2 separate regions of the Homo sapiens genome follow, and region 1 is linked to region 2. Evidence: chromatin loops called from intact Hi-C (ENCODE). Cell type or tissue: dorsolateral prefrontal cortex. All regions are shown on one strand. Each heading gives the region's core, and the rest is flanking DNA. Links, peaks and the distances in the headings are about the cores only.

Region 1 (3,022 bases), core at 1-2,500, 410 kb before region 2:
AAGCAAGTGTGAATGTAGCTACAATGAGAACCCAAGGATAACAATTCAGTCAATGAAAATCCCCTCTCTCCTATTTGCTCACACTAGGCCTGCCTCTAGCCTAGAGTCTAGGCTAGCAGTGCACATTAACCCTGCCAAACATCAGCAGCTAGCCCCACTGCCACCCTCACCAAGTCTGCAAATAAGTGGCAGGTGATCTCCACAGGCTTTTAGCAAGCTATCAGGTCACACACAGTACTTTGCTCAGAAAAACTCACTTATGTATCTCATCTCTGATCAAGTTCAAGTACTTCATATTTACAGTTTAAAAGCCCAAAATGGGTTAGTTTATCATAGCCCAGCTTCATGACACTGATGCATGTGCTTGTACCGAGTGACTATGAGCTTGGTGCTCTTTGATTTAAGTGCAGGAAGCTTTTATTTTTGAATTTCTACCTACTCATGGCAATACATCAAACAATCAGTTTTAATATCTTTAGGGTTAAGTGCACTCATGTAATTTAGAATTAAATGATTTTTATTAAGCACTTTTACAGACTACATGCTATACAACTCCACTGATTAAGGATCATGGTGACTGGTAAAACAGCAGCCCCCATGAATTAGGGAAACATTAGTGAAATGCATTTTCTGAATACATCACAAAATGCATTCAGTACTAAGTAACTCAAATGTCATGAGAGAGTTCGAATGAAAATTTCCCCCAACAAAGCAAATACACAGATGAGCCCCCTAGGCTATATTGGATTCTAATAGTGACACATCCCTGGTTTGTGGTCTTTCTACTTCTCCTGATCTATATTCTCCACCACTCTACTCTCACCTCAGCCCCACTCAGAACTCAACTTCTAAGTCTAGCAGGGTTATTTATCTTTGAGTCTACTAGGAGGTGGGGCTGGGAGAAGGGAAGAAGTCAACCAGCCCAGGCTCAGTCCTCCTTGTAAAAGATTTGCAGTAGAGCTGCTCACCAGCAGAGGGCAGCATAAATCTGTTGCCTTGCACATGCTCAGAGAGGCTTTGGGCTTCACACTTAATGAAAGGCAGACTGGAAACCGGGGGTGTGTCTGACAAGTGCCACTGGGACGCCATGTGATTGTGCATGCTGTTGAACCAGATCATATCTCCAGCTCATGGCTTCTTGATCAAAACTAATACGAGCTTCTCTTGCCTATTGTTTCAGCTGGGCATGGTTGCAGAGGCCATGGGGAGATACCTGAGCCTACTCCAGGACTTTTTGCAGAATCACAGAAGTTCATTTTTGGCTCAGAGGTATTTGTTTTGCGGGTTTTTGTTTGTTTGTATTTTCTTTTGTTTTTTTTTTTTAAACTCTACTCCCCTCCCCGCAAAAAGGCAAACCAAACTTAAATACTTGAAAGATAAATTATTCAACTTGTAGCTGTATGAACTGGCAAAACTTTCTCTTCACCTCCACCAGAAGGATCTCTAGAGTCACAAGGATCTCATCGGAGCTACTCTATGTGAACTAGTACCCATTCTTTCAACAAGCTTAACTTGGTGCTTCTGTAAAGCTGTGAGGTCTCAGTTGTAAGAGGAAAATGTTTCTTGGCATAATGATGGCAGGGGCTGATGGTAGTGGTGGTCCCTAAAGGTGAAGGTCAAAACCAAGCTAAAAGCAATGTTCTTTCCTTTATGGAGTCTAGGAAGATGAATTATTGTTGTTACAAGTTGCACTTACTTCACTGAGGACATGTCTCACTAATGGGGAGCCTAGACTGTCATTAAATTTTCTTTCTTTCTTTTTTTTTAATTTATGAAGAAAAGGTTTAATTGACTCACAGTTCCAAAGGCTGTACAGGAAGCATGGCTGGGGAGGCCTCAGGAAACTTACACTCATGGCAGAAGGCAAAGTGTAAGTGAGCACCTTCTTCACATGGCAGAGAGGGAGAGAGAGAGGGGAGGGGAAGGTGCCACACACTTTTGAACTACCAGATCTCTTGAGAACTCTATCACAAGACAGCACTAGGGAGATGGTGATAAACCATTAGAAACCACTCCCATGATTTAATCGCCTCCCACCAGGCTCCACATCCAACACTAGGGATTACAATTCAATATGAGATTTGGATGGGGACACAGACCCAAACCATATCACCTTATGTTCTGTTATCTCCATCTTTGTTAGTTGACATATCTAGTTATGTAGCAATTTTTTCTTGGAAGAAAATGCCAACAATGTTCTATTTAATAAAAAACAAACTTCATACTCCATCTTCAACGTGCTTGTTTGCCAAACCTGATGGCCCTAAGGGATTGGCACTGAGGGGAGACGTGTTCCTGAAAAATTCAGTGCTCAAATGTATTACAGCTTATCAGTTGTACACTTGTGGGGCAGGCAGATTTTATGAAATTCTGTAAATTTTCTTAAGGGAATGAAAATAGTCTTCTGGATGCTACAGACTGAGTGGGGAACTTCAACTCACATCTGGGCCAAACCTAAAGCCCTGCTTGAGTTTGCAAGTATGAGAAGGAGCCACAGGAAGTAGCTCCCTCCTGAGGAATGGGGTAGGGTTTCTTCCAGAGAGCACTGGGGTCACCTAACTGAGAACTTAAAGACAGATCTGGGATGAGGAGGGGTGGGGAGACCAGAAGGAGGAAAGGGAGCTCAGATGAGGAGGGCACCTCTGGTAAAAGTGGGCAGGTTGGAGGGCTGAGGAGGGGTATCTGTTGGAACTCCTAATACTGGAAGGCCCTGTCCCTTGGTTCTTACAAAGGAACAGCTAAGTTCAACTTTTATTTCTCCTAGCTACACTACCTAGAGATCTGCCTGATTCTTCAGTCAAAGACTTTACTTTTCTTTTTTTTTTTTTTAAAGGTACTCAAATGTCAACTTTATTGTTTCTATATAAACACTTTTGTACTGAAAACTGTAAAAATAACAAAGTTTGCTGTGATTGCAATCCAAATTTTTGAAAGCCAGAAAATCTAATTATGCTATAGCCAAACTACCTAATGCTTTCTTTATCCACAAGTAACTTTGCTTCAATTTCTTGATGTTGGGTTT
Region 2 (3,604 bases), core at 508-3,007:
TCTTTCCTGATTTCTATATCTCCCAAAGAACCCTGTACAATGTTACACATGATAATATTTCATCTGTACGTTATGCCTGATCAGCACTTCTCAACTATGGCTGAACATTAGAATTGCCTGGGGAGGCTTTTAAAAAGTCCGATCCCTGAACCCCATCCCCAGATCATTTTTATTTTGTTGGTCTGAGGTAGGACTTGGGCCTCAAGTTTTTAAAAAAAATTCCCAGGGAGATTGTAAAAGGTTTATATTTTGTTTCTCCTTAGGGCAATGGCACAAGCCGTTGCTGCCAAATTTCCACCCGCCTTGGAGTAACCTGAAGTGTCAGATTAGGTAAATTTGTGTTTTAACATGTCAGCCTTCTCCCATGAGCTGCTAACTTCAGACCATTTGTAAGATCACCATCATGTAGGCTGTTAACATAAAACATGACAGGTTTGTGCTTTACTTTATCAAAATGTATAATTATACCTAATGCTGCTCTTTCTTCAGTTGACGAAAACTATAAAAGGCCTTTTCCTAAACCCCAAGTTTGGGTAAGTTTTCACAATAGAACAAGCATCCAAACAGCAGAAACGTGACAGTAACAGTGCATTAGTTGATAATGTGGACTTTCACAATTCAGAAAATAATTTCATTTGTGTCCCAGAGAAATCAAAACAGAGGGCAGAACACCTGAAGGATAAAAGAAGGAGATCTGTGGGACCAGAGGTCAGAATCAGTGAGCATAATAAGAAATGAGAACAAGAGCGTTTTATCACCTCCATCTAGCCAGCTGCCAATGTTGGCAAACAAGTTCCTAATATGAATGTACCCAGGCACTGGGCTGAAAGTTGAGCACGCTCCTCCCTGCATCTTCCACATGAAGGCCGCTGTGACCATGAGTCTTAGCTACAACTTGGTGGTCTGACATATCCATATACATTTTCCCTGCCCTTGGCTGTACATTTACTGACCTTGAACTACTGGGAAAGCATCATGTGTCATTAATATAGTAAAGAGAAAGGGCACTCATAGGGCATAATAAGATATAATTATAGGCCCGGCGTGGTGGCTCATGCCTGTAATCCCCGCACTTTGGGAGGCCGAGGCGGGTGGATCACCTGAGGTCAGGAGATCAAGCCCATCCTGGCTAACACGGTGAAACCTCGTCTCTACTAAAAATACAAAAAATTAGCTGGGCCTGTAATCCCAGCTACTCAGGAGGCTGAGGCAGGAGAATCACTTGAACCAGGGAGGCAGAGGTTGCAGTGAGCTGAGATCACACCACTGCACTCCAGCCTGGGCGACAGAGCGAGACTCCGTCTCAGAAAAAAAATAAAAATAAAAAAGATACAATTATAAATAAGACTTTGTTTCTTTAAAGGAACCAGGGCTAAACCATTTCTAAGAACTCTTTATCCAATTCCTTACTTAATAACCAAGTAACCATGGCCAAGTTACTTAGCTTTTCAAAGCTGAAGTTTCCCCATCTGTCAAACACAGATAGTAAAGTGCCTACTTCATAGGGTTGTTATGAGGATTAGAGAATGCATGTCAAATATTTAGTATGGTTTCTCACACATAGTATTATTAGCTAAATGGAAACTATTATTATATCTCTAATATAGTAATAAATCCAAACCCAGCAGATTCTTCGGTGGAAAAATAAAACAAAGATATGAACGCCCAAGTGAATTCCTATTTCCATTAATCTATATGATAAAAAGCTTAGATTTAGATAAAATTTCAGTAGATAATAATCTGATGATTTATCCCAACTTTGCTTTGGCAGTATCTTCAAACAAAATTTAGATATTTAAAGTCATTGTCCTTAAAAGAGACCCTAAAGATTCAATTACTTATTGAATAGACAGTTTCAAATTGTATAAACAAATTCTCATTTCTTCTAATCCTAAGCCATGCCCTCCAAAAACAATAACAAAGATGATGTTACAGTGTCTCCTAGTGGGCCCATTTTCACTCATTGCCAACACATGTGTGACTAATAGTAAAGCATTTGCAAGTAAATTTTTAACTAAAAAGAATAATTCAAATGAAATAAAACCATATTGGGCAAGACAACATGGAAGCACCATGCACTAACAGCTGGAAACTGAAGGTAAAAAAACATACATGGACTTGATTGGAGCAAAAGGAGTGATAATTTAGTGATTAGCTAGTGTAGGGGAGGAAAAAACTTTTCCCTCTCAGGTTCACTATTTGGGGGCCTATGAATTAAACTGGCAAAAGACAGATTAACAGGAGAAAAGCATAAATAGTTATTGAGTTCACATGTTATGTGTGAGGGGCTTCACAGAAAATAAGTAAAAACCCAAAGAAGCAGTTAGACAGGGGGCTTATATACCATTTTAAGAAAAGGCAATAAATTATAGAGAAGTGACTAGACAAAGGAAAGTGGGTTTGAGCTCCTAGGGGTGGTGTAATAAATTGTGGGAAGGTGACTAGGAAATATATGATGGATAAAGGTTGTTTAGAAAGGTTTGTTATGCACACTCTTCTCTGTGCCCTCTCTGGTCTTCCTGGAATGGGAGAGGGAAATGCTTTTACAAATAGCAATTTCTGTCACCTTTACAAAGAGAAATTTATGCCCTGCTTTTAGACAGAAGCAGGGAGGGCAAAGAACTTTTCCTGGGTCTGCTGTTTCTTCAGTTGCCTTCAGCTTAAAGTAATCCTTATGCCAAAGTGGTATTTTTGGGTGTGGCATATTCTGGACCTCTTCACTAAAAAACAACTGAAGCCTCAAGTTGAAGAATTTCCAGGAGAAGATTCTTCTAAGTAATACAACATAGGTGGAAAAAAGTATTTTGCCTACACATTTTGAAGTAGCCTAAAGGAGAAATATTAGAAGTGAACTAGATAAGATATGCCAAAAGAAAATTAAAGAGTTCTTATTATTACCAGAAAGTGGTCCCAATCCACACCCCAAGAGAGGGTTCTTGGATCTCATCCAAGAAAGAATTCCAGGCAAGTCTACAGGGTAAAGTGAAAGCAAATTTATCAGGAAAGTAAAGGAAGAAAAGAATGGCTACTCCATAGGCAGAGCGGCCCTAAGGGCTGCTGGTTGGTTATTTTTTTTCTGGATATTTCTTGATTATATGCTAAACAAGGGGTAGATTATTCATGAATTTTCCTGGAAAGCGGCAGGAATTTCCTGGAATTGAGGGTCCCTCCCTATTTTAGACCATATAGGGTAACTTCTGGGTGTTGCCATGGCATTTGTAAACTGGCATGGCACTGGTGGGAGTGTTGCTTAGCATGCTAATCCATTGTAATTAGCATATAATGAGCAGCAAGGATGACCATAGGTCAGTTTTGTAACCATGTGTTTTTGGCTGGTTTCTTTATCGCATCCTGTTTTATCAGCAAGGTCTTTGTGACCTATATCTTGAGCGGAGCTCCTATCTCATCCTGTGACTAAGAATGCCTAACCACCTAGAATGCGACCCAGCAGGTCTCAGCCTCATTTTACCCAGCCCCTATTAAAGATGGAGTCACTTTGGTTCAAACACCTCTGACAGTATGAAGGTAAGAGAAAGGGAACTGACTTAAAAAATTCTCAAAAAGGCAAAGCTAGATTGTCTCAAAGGTTTGTTTTTGGGGAACG

Evidence for each region. Hi-C counts contacts between places; a loop is a spot of excess contacts. Peaks named below come from ENCODE experiments on the same cell type or tissue, not always from the same donor. Only the 100,000 strongest peaks of a DNase experiment are listed, where the experiment ranks them.
Region 1: a loop joins it to region 2, with 6 times the contacts of the local background. A loop is called at or near these places in 7 of 110 quality-filtered maps.

Annotation. Positions count from the first base shown.
Region 1 is chr14:36,372,177-36,375,198 of GRCh38, reverse strand. It overlaps the pseudogene DPPA3P2. Among named protein-coding and RNA genes, the nearest start is that of MBIP, 53 kb to the right of the region's middle. In dorsolateral prefrontal cortex, for the core only: CTCF peaks have their summits at 778 and 977 (motif pointing right); a DNase peak (open chromatin) is centred at 978.
Region 2 is chr14:35,958,367-35,961,970 of GRCh38, reverse strand. No RefSeq gene overlaps it. Among named protein-coding and RNA genes, the nearest start is that of LINC00609, 110 kb to the left of the region's middle. In dorsolateral prefrontal cortex, for the core only: CTCF peaks have their summits at 1,760 and 1,963; no DNase peak of the experiment used is centred there; H3K27ac peaks cover 1,327 bases.